2 separate regions of the Homo sapiens genome follow, and region 1 is linked to region 2. Evidence: chromatin loops called from intact Hi-C (ENCODE). Cell type or tissue: endothelial cell of umbilical vein. All regions are shown on one strand.

Region 1 (5,000 bases), 210 kb after region 2:
AGCCACGTGTCCCTTGAGTATCTGAAATACTATATGTCAAGTCCAAATTGAGATGTGCCGCAGTGTAAAATACACACTGGATCTCCAAGACTTAATACAAAATAAAAGTAAAATATCTCATTAATAACATTTTATATTGATTGCATATTGAAATGATAATATTTTGAATATACTGGGTTAAATAAAATATATTATTAAAATTAACTCCACATGTTTCTTTTTACCTTTTAAAATGTGGTTACTAGAATATTTTAAATTACATGTGGCTCACATTATCTTTCTCTTGGGCGATGCTGGTTTAGTCAATAATTCAATGTTATGATTATAGATATGTTCTTGGAAATATGTGTTAAGGAGCAGACAGAACAAGATTAACATCTGAAGCTAGAATAATCAGCAAAAGTCACGATTCAATGTTTCAATACATTTAAGATTTTATTCACTGTTATGGAGGGTAGTCATGTAAAAACGTTATATATAGTTATATATACACATTACACACATATATATATATATAATGTTATAATAGTATCTAAAAATTTTTCTTAAGCTGAGGTCTCCCTTCTGTAAAATTCAAATCTGGTAATCATTGACTCAAGGCTACTAAATGGCCCTGATGAAGATGTTATTTCATTAACTTTCTTAACTAAGATGTCAAAGTAAATGTTAAGCTTTGACAACAGACTGGAGAAGAGACAGAAAGAGAGAGAGAGTGAGAATGGAGAGAGAGAGGGGAAGGAACTAGCTAATTATTTATTTCATGACTTGTTCTCTCCTGCTGTCAATATGGGTCGGGTATAATGTAAGCCATTTTCATCATCCAGTACAAACTGAATAGGAGAAAATGGAGCTGGAGTGATTTTAGTTGCTTGGAAGTAGACACTTCTTAATCTCCAACTATTGAGTAAGTTAATGGTCTGACTTTTTGGACATTTCATCTGAGAATAAATAGAGAGGTCAGTTACAGTCAGGCCTAAATGCAGGGGCATAGCCTCATTGGCTTTGCCAACCTGCTTCAGGTCCCATTTATGACAAAATATGAGATTATTCATTGAAGACTGGCATTCCAATAAGCCCAGAAAAGTTGAACAGAACAAAAAGGTTTGAACTCTGGGGGCAGGGAGGAGAAACATTCTTTCCGCAATCATTCTTAGCACCAAAAAACCATCAGGCATCACTGAGAAGGCGGCTGCCCGGTGCTCAGTTTGCCCTGTGTCCCATCCTCCCAAACAACTTGTTATAGTAGCCAAAATCAAAGCTGATTCCCTCCACCTCCTCACTTTTTGATTCCTGTGGCAGCAGCAACACAGAAACCTAACTAGACATTAACAGCCCTCCAAACACTACATGCCAATCAAAAGGCTGCACACACATGGTAAAATGGGTTCCTATGGTAAAAATAAAAGAGCAACAATGGTGGCTATAGAAAGAAGCTTAGGAAATATTTTCTTTTCTTAGAAGGCAGTAGTTGCTGTAGCATTTAAGGCAGTAACATGCAGAAAGGCTTAGACCAAAATTTCTGCAACATCAATGAAACATGCAATCAATATCATACATTCTACTGTATCATACTTATATTGTACTAATTTTGATGAAATGATTGGGCGGTTTCAACCTATGTACCACGAAGCAATCTGCACACCTCTGGTATGTTTCTGATATCTAACTATAGAAGTATTTGTCTTTGTCCTCCAAACTCTTTTATAGCACATGGTATGCATATTTCAGCATCCAACATTATTAACTCATGAGCAACTGTCAGTTGATGGTTATCTAACACATGGGGTCTGCACAAAAGGGATCCTTATTTGGGCAAAAGCTCTTGTCTGCACCAGTCTGTCTATATTTTCCCTCAGAATAACTTTATTTGGATCATTATTCGCTGTTAGTGGAAACTCGGAGGCTGCATGTATGGCAATCGGAAGGTGGAGAAATAAATCCTTAACAAGTTCAAACACTTAGCTGATATTAAAACCATTTCTAGCTTTGTTAGCTGAAAGCAAACGCTCCATTGCCCTCTCGTGGTGAGTCGATGGGATGCGGTGGGACGACCAAAAAAACCCGCAGAAACTAACAAAAGAGTTTACTCCAATACAGGTGACAACATTCATCTTGGATAGAAACAGCCACAAATGACAACCTTATGTTGTTTTATATGTTTTAGAATTTACATTTTCAGCCCTCTTATGTGGAGATTGGACAAGGTGGGGTAGGTGGGGTTTGTAATATGGAAATTAGAACTTTGTCTTTCTGCAATACAATGACTTCACTATATTTACAACCATAGCTGCTATATATGTGGCAAATTGATTTTTATGAGATTTAGAAACTTAAAAAAATCATGCTCACATTTTAAAAGCTCCTTTAAACCAAAAATAGACTGATGTTCCAACTGGTTTGGAATTATAGGAACCAAGGAAAGAAGTCTGAATAATTCCCTAATATGGAAGAAAAACTGGCTTTTTTTCTTTTCTTTTTTTTTTTTTAAATAAGGAACAGTTTGTTTCTGACAATAGGCAACATGTGGGACTTATAGAACCAAGTATAGGTACAGAATTTATCTTTCTATATTGTCTAAAAATAAAATTTTAAAAAATTCTGAACTCCAAATTTAATAGTCAGTTACCCAATTGGGTATTTATCTTTTAAAAACACCATTTAAAATTTCTGCTGTATGCCTTTCAACAATTTCCTGCCTAACAGGCCCATCCCCAGAAAGCAAACAAACCTGGTATTAAAACAGACTGAAGAGCTTAAGAGAAAGCTGGGGGAGAAGTCAGGGCAAAGTACATGAGAACATAAACTACTTTTTTAAATCTTACTACCAGTAAATGTACCATTTTTCTCTTTTATGTGTCTTCTCTTCAGATAAAAGCCACTCCTCCAACCAGCATTACAGAAATGCTCTGTATTTTTATAATATGATTTTAGGGGCAGATTAATCTCAAATTGGCTTTTCCACTCAAATGTGGAAGTTCAGTTTTGCAACAACAGTTGTTTGATTTTGTCTTTGAATTAGCAAAGTTCTTAAAGTAATTTTACTATAAAATTAAACAGCTGGGAGTTCTTTAGCAAAACATGACAACTCTTGTTCTTCTTTGTACTATTGTGCAAGCTGAAATACCCTTTCTTTCATGTCTTTATATTCCAAAATGAATTCCCTAGTTACCCTTGTTTAGCTTTAAGAAAAATAATAAAGAAGGGGGGCGGTTTTTGCTGACCTCTGAAATTCACAGGCTTTTAAGCACAGGGCGTTTACACAAGGTGCGTTCTCAAAGGGCTTTTGTTTAATTCCTATTATGGAATGAAAAATGATATTTTGCCCCAATACAATGCCAATCTTTGTGTACGGCAAAGCTGTTGACAAGTATTTCTGTGGAGCAAGGCATCTTATGCCGATTTCGCAGATGGGAAAACTGAAACATCTCTAAATGGTGAGGAAATATGGGACTAAGATGTTCATAGAGGCTGGAATTAAATTTAGAATTTGACTCTTAGCCCAGGACTCTAACCATGTGAGGGCCCTAACTCTCTGGAATCAACAGAAGGGCAATTTTAAAACATTCTTTTGACGTTATTAACCACAGCCTCGGGGCTCAGGGAAATGAGTGGGGGAGGGCCTGGAAACATAATACAGAGCTGCTAGGTGACAGCCTCTTGCAACATTGCTAATACTTTGGATTACTTGATCCATATTGCCGTATATTCTACTAATATTCTGGGGCTTAATGATTTCCTTTGTATCTTAAAAAATTAGAGTCTAGATTCAAGGGCTAGTGTAGACTGCTTCTTAAAATATGGAGCCGGAGAGTCATGACAAGACAAATTGTGGAAAGCGGTTCTTGGCTTTTCACATGAATCTGGAACCAAAGATCACTGCTAAGAGTTGGTGAAACCATAGATGTTATGCCAGTAGGATTCGTCATTGGAGTCATTTATAAAATGATGGAATTCCATAGCTTTAGGAAAACCTCGGGCACCAGCTAGTCATTCTCCACATCAGAAAAGACAGGACCAGAGAGCCTGCCACTCGCCCAGAGTCACCCAGTGAGTAGCAGAGCTGCGACAGACTCTGGTTTCTGTTGCATGAGATCAGCAGCAGAGCCTTGGCAGCAGATGGTTTTTCAATGGGCCCTGAATACCTCCATTTGGGTCTCTGCAGGGTGAGCCCTGTCATCCCAAGACCATGTTACTGAAACACACTTTCCAAGGAACTGTAATTAATAAAGTCAAATGGGAGCTGACAAGGACATTCCCACTGTGTTCATATGCCAAAACATACAAGCAAGAAAGCTCACTTGGAGTGCATGAAGCGCAGGTCCTTCTGGCAGGACTTCTGTGCACCATACTCCCAGCTGTTTGCTCAGACCCAAATGTGAGGTACTAGCAGCAAAACACTTGCAAAGCCATCAGGAAAGTGCTCTGGCATTGGGCGTCAACAACCGCCACCTGCTTGCTAGGCTGGGCTGAAAAAACAAAGGAGCCCTCCTGGGGGTGAGGAAGGGCTTTGGGAACTCAGGACCTCTGGGATCAAGAAGAAATGGACCACAGGCCACTGTGCTAGGGAGCATCGTCCTCACCTTCTAGCAGTAACTCATGCCTCAGAGGTCCCAAGCACATTACACAGCTTTATACCTGTGTGCCTTTGTTCCTGGGCTTCCTCTGACATCGATACCTTTTCTTTTTTAGCTTTTCTCCCTCCTGCCCTAACTCCTCGCTTAAAAGCTTCCTTGGCCAGGTGCAGTGGCTCGCGCCCGTAATCCCAGCACTTTGGGAGGCTGAGGTGGGTGGATCACCTCAGGTCAGGAGTTCAAGACCAGCCTGGCCAACACAGTGAAACCGCGTCTCTACTAAAAACACAAAAATTACATGGGCATGGTGGCGGGCGCCTGTAATCCCACCTACTTGGGAGGCTGAGGCAGGAGAATTGCTTGACCGTGGGAGGCAGAACATGAAGTGAGCCGAGATCGTGCCACTGCACTCCAGCCTGGGTGACAAGA
Region 2 (5,000 bases):
TATTCTGTGAGGAAGTAATAAGCAAGATAATCTTCTCTGACATTACAAACTAATATAAAATGTTGAACTTCACTCTTTTTAAAATTTATGATTCAATGAAACTTTATTTTGAAATAAACAATGAGTATTTGTATGTTTCACTGAGTGAATTCCCTAGTTTTAATACCAGATATGGCCATAAAGTAATTAGGTAGAATTCTGAGAATATATGGCTTTAAATATACTGCATTATTTTAGTCATACCTAATGTATAATTCTATAAATACTATGTAAATATCTCATATAAACGTATGAACTTTACATCAGTAAATTATTTTAGCTCATTCAAAATATATGTCACCTATATATTTATGAGTTTCATCCAGTAAAGGGGCAAAAAAGCAGGATGATATATTTGTTTTCAAATTTGGATGCATTATAATGAATATATTGGCAGTCTTTTTAACAGACCTACTGAAAGCAGTGTGTTGCTGTCATCCTCTTCCAAAAATTACTTAGATAAAGTCCCATTTCAAACTCCCATCAGTCTTTCTCCAGAAGCCTTCTTAGAATCAAACAATATCCAAATGGAAAATTTCCATCTTATCACTTATTTGAAGTAACAAATTAAATTAGCTGGTAGTTAATTAGCTGACCAAATTAAATAGGAATGAAAAATACAAAGAATACTCTTAGAAATATTGCCCTGTAAATGGAATGCTAATCTCTAAATGCAGTTTATTAGGAAAATAGGATATTAGGGAAATAGTCAAAGATTGGATTGTTTCTATCTTTTTAAAGTTTTCATGGTAATAAAATATTCCAACTTCAGATTTGGAAGTGTCTTATATCCCCAGAATTTCCTTTGAATCGTAATATTTAGGATATTAGGGAAATAGTCAAAGATTGGATTGTTTCTATCTTCTTAAAGTTTTCATGGTAATAAAATATTCCAACTTCAGATTTGGAAGTGTCTTATATCCCCAGAATTTCCTTTGAATCGTAATATTTTTCTCTCTAAATTTTATTCTGTCTACAGAGCTACTCTGTTTCTCATCTTAGTTTGTTAATTTATTATTTTAACATACACTTAGTTCTTTGGAATCTTGGGGAAATTAAATATGATATTAAATATGATTATACAGCAGAGGGTACTTTTTTGGATATTTATCAGATTCTATAAGGATAAGATACTCCTGGACAGTAAATTGCATGATTGGGAAGTTCATTAACTTTTCCAGGCCACTGTATCTGATAAGTTAGAAATGTAATATATGAAATTGTGATCTAAGGTATTATACTTCTGGGGACATGGACAAATATTGTACATCTTGTTTACAGATATAAATGATCACAAAAGTCTTTCATTGTAAAGTAACCAGTATACAGTCATCAAGGAATATAAAGTTTATATGAAAAATCGGGAGTGGCTCCAGATATTTCTTTTAACTTGCTAACTTGACTAAACATCTTAAAGTTTGAGTCAAATAGTTTACATTAACTGGAAGTCATTATTATTCACGGATATGCATTTGCTTTTAATATTTTGACATTTGTGAAACACTGTTAAAATAATTGCTTATTAGAAAAGATCTTTTTTCCATAAGTTTTTTTGTTTTGACAGTGATGTGAAATTTGAAAGTAAAGAACGAACAGCATGTAAAGGAAAGATTGCCATATCAGGTATGCTATAAATGAATCTTTTATATTGCTGAATAAATTCTATAACGTAACTACATGGTGGATTTTGTTTTATGCCCTGTCTCCATTCTCTTCATTTTGTTTTTCATACCTCTATCAGAATATTTGTTCTAAAACACTGTTTTTAGCATTATATGCTACATTGATATAGAACTTTAGAGTTTAAGAAAACTGTTTCATATGTTACATACTCTACAGTTTTCTCCCTAGTGCAGTCTTGTAAAATAGGTAGAGTAATTGTTATTTTCTACAGACTCAGAGGCTAAGTGACTGAGCTAGGCCAAACCCAAGTCTTTTGACTCTGTTCCTTTCCTGCTCAGAAGCTATAATAATGTTTTTAATGTTTTGTCTAGGTCAGAAGTTCCATGAGGTTTTGGTACCATGTTTATTTTGGTCATCACTTTACACCCAGAAGCTAGCATGGTGCTTGGCTCATAGTAATTGCTCAGTGACTCTTGGATGGATGGCTGCTCTTCATTGCCTGTAGTGTAAAGACCAAACATTTTTCTCCAGTCTTCCATTTTGACCCAATTTTTTTTCTAGTCATATCTTCTATTACTCCTAAACATAAGCTGTCGCCTTTAGCAGACATTTCTCTCCTTGTCCTGGCAACATAACCCATGCTTCTGACACCCAATTAGCTTGTGAAATAACTACATTCTCTTAAATATCTGTTTGTTTATCTATATATAATATAATCTCTGTTACCGTTCCAACTAGAAAGGATGTTTCCTTTCTCTCAATTCCTAATGCAGTTAGGAGACCCTTCACCACTAGATGGCACTTATGCTGTGCAGTCTCAGTTTCTCCAAAGTGTTCAGGAAGCTAAAGACAATGGCTTGGAGATGCCACAGATTGAAATGAATACATGGCTGACTCGTGTGTACACTAGTCAGATAATGCACTTTTACAAATATTTTCTTATCAGTACATTTTTGAAACAATAGTATATACCTCCATTGGTCCTTAAGTAATCACTAGGTTATTGGCTAAAAGTCTTGTACTAGAGAGCCTGCTGCTACATTTGAGGTACTGTCACCTAAGGAACTGTTTCTAGTAATATTTTTCTGGATAAACAAAATTATCACACAGGACGGTAGACCTACATTTTACAAAGTACGTAAATGGCCAAAATCTGAAGAATTGCATTCAGCTAAGCAAAATATTCTTCAGAAAATAACTGGAATATGTAAAAATTTGTTGCTTGTTTTATAGTTATTTATATTTGTTTTTATCTTTATAATACAAAACAAAACATGTTTTATCCTTGTATTCTTTTGCTATCAAACATGTATTTTTATGTGGTATTGTTCATTATGTGCAATAAATTTTTTGTGAATAAATTACTATAGATCTTTGAGATTTTATAAAAACTAAACATATCCTTCATTTCTTGCTTCTAATATAGTGTCACTCAGTATATAAATGACATATGTTAAGTTGCTGTTAAACACTCAAATGCCATGATAGTCAACATCTATTGTCATTTCATAACAGTTTATTGATTGTAGCAATTCATAATATTAGAAATAACTGTACATTTAGAAGGAGGCTCAAGTAAAAGTATTTAAAATAAAATAAAAAACTATTTCCTGCCCACAATTACTCAAGTGTAAAAATTGAACTTATTTCTGCATGTGTTTCTTCTTTCCAAAAGATAATTTTAAATTAAGGAACGGAAACTCTGAGAAAATCGGATACTTACGTAATGTCTTTTCATCTTTGCCTAGACTTAATTATATCTTGTATGTGTTTGTAAAAACAAAATAAAAAATGAATTCACCTTTATAAATCCATTTTTTCTTGATATTGGGATGAAAATGTGACCTTTGTTTTGGTAAAGATGAATATTTGCAACAAAGTGTCATAATGTTTTGAGATTACATTGATAGCCAGAAAATACCTGGGTTTTCTGTTTCCAGCTACATCACTCCCTGGCCAGGTCTTTATGAAACTAAATCACAAATTTATTATTTCTGCTGAACATCAAATATTTACCATATGTAAATGTAGTATTTACCGTAATTATATTGTGGTAATTAGCTTAGTCACCGACTACTAATTTAATGAATAAACCAAATCAGTTCACCAAGTACCTTAGTTTTCACTTTTGAAAATGATAGACAGACTTCTGGGACTTGATAGCATCAAGTCAGCTGTCTTATTATGACTCTCCCAGTTTACCATTAAAATGGCAATGAAGACATAAAACAAGACAAAAGTTAGAGTACTGTAAACTGAAACTGAGCCATTTGCAAGAATCTGGAAGGAAGTTCTATCATTGGAAGCTGAATTCAGAAATAGAGTTGATGGGTTACAAATCCATTGCTATCTGAAGAGCACAAGACTACCTGGAAAATCGGTATCCAGCTTCTCCTCTTGTGGAGCTGATATCTACCCTCCTCTCTTCGGCATGGGATAGAAGAAGGCTGACCCACAGGTTGTGGGTGTACAGCAAAGGAAGTCAGGATCCATGTCCCTCCCATGATAGTGTAAATAGTTAATGCTCTGTTAATCCTAACAGAGCAAGAACAGCTGTGAATAAGTACAGTTGTGAAATGAAATGAGTCAGCAGCTGTGGTCAAGCAAGAAGAAGTGGACTTTTTGGCAGGATATCAGCCAAGTCATAATTACAAAACAATAAAGCATTCTCATAAAAATCAAAAACAAAATTACAATGTCTGTTATGCCAATATAATTTAACAATTTTAGAAGTTCTAGCTAAAATAATAAGAATAAAAGATGAAACTATTGAAAATAAATTCATAGGTGGGAATTGAGCAATGAGAACACATGGACACAGGAAGGGGAACATCACACACTGGGGACTGTTGTGGGGTGGGGGGAGGGGGGAGGGATAGCATTAGGAGATATATCTAATGCTAAATGATGAGTTAATGGGTGCAGCATACCAGCATGGCACATGTATACATATGTAACAAACCTGCACGTCGTGCACATGTACCCTAAAACTTAAAGTATAATAATAATAAAATTTAAAAAGTAAATAAATAGATAAATTGAATACTGTTTGAAGATAATAGATTGTAGGCCCAGCACAGTGGCTCATGCCTGTAATCCCAGCACACTGAGAGGCCAAAGCAGGCAGATCACTTGAGGTCAGGAGTTCGAGACCAACCTGGCCTACATGGTGAACCCCTTGTCTCTACTGAAAATCAAAAAATTAGCCGGGTGTGGTGGTGCATGCCCGTAAACCCAGCTACTCCAGAGGCTGAGGCAGGAGAATCACTTGAACCCCGGGGGCAGGGGTGGTAGGGGAGGATGGAGGTTGCAGTGAGATCGCACGATTGCACTCCAGC

What was found. Peaks named below come from ENCODE experiments on the same cell type or tissue, not always from the same donor. Only the 100,000 strongest peaks of a DNase experiment are listed, where the experiment ranks them.
Region 1: a loop joins it to region 2, with 15 times the contacts of the local background. A loop is called at or near these places in 100 of 110 quality-filtered maps.

Annotation. Positions count from the first base shown.
Region 1 is chr10:62,035,857-62,040,856 of GRCh38, reverse strand. The region is part of intron 4 of ARID5B (AT-rich interaction domain 5B); the gene reads right to left. Among named protein-coding and RNA genes, the nearest start is that of ARID5B, 140 kb to the right of the region's middle. In endothelial cell of umbilical vein, a CTCF peak has its summit at 2,028 (motif pointing left); a DNase peak (open chromatin) is centred at 1,996.
Region 2 is chr10:62,242,661-62,247,660 of GRCh38, reverse strand. RTKN2 (rhotekin 2) reads left to right here. Exons shown (of 12, transcript NM_145307.4): 3 at 1,604-1,662. Among named protein-coding and RNA genes, the nearest start is that of LINC02621, 14 kb to the left of the region's middle. In endothelial cell of umbilical vein, a CTCF peak has its summit at 2,458 (motif pointing right); DNase peaks (open chromatin) are centred at 2,530 and 4,090; H3K27ac peaks cover 863 bases.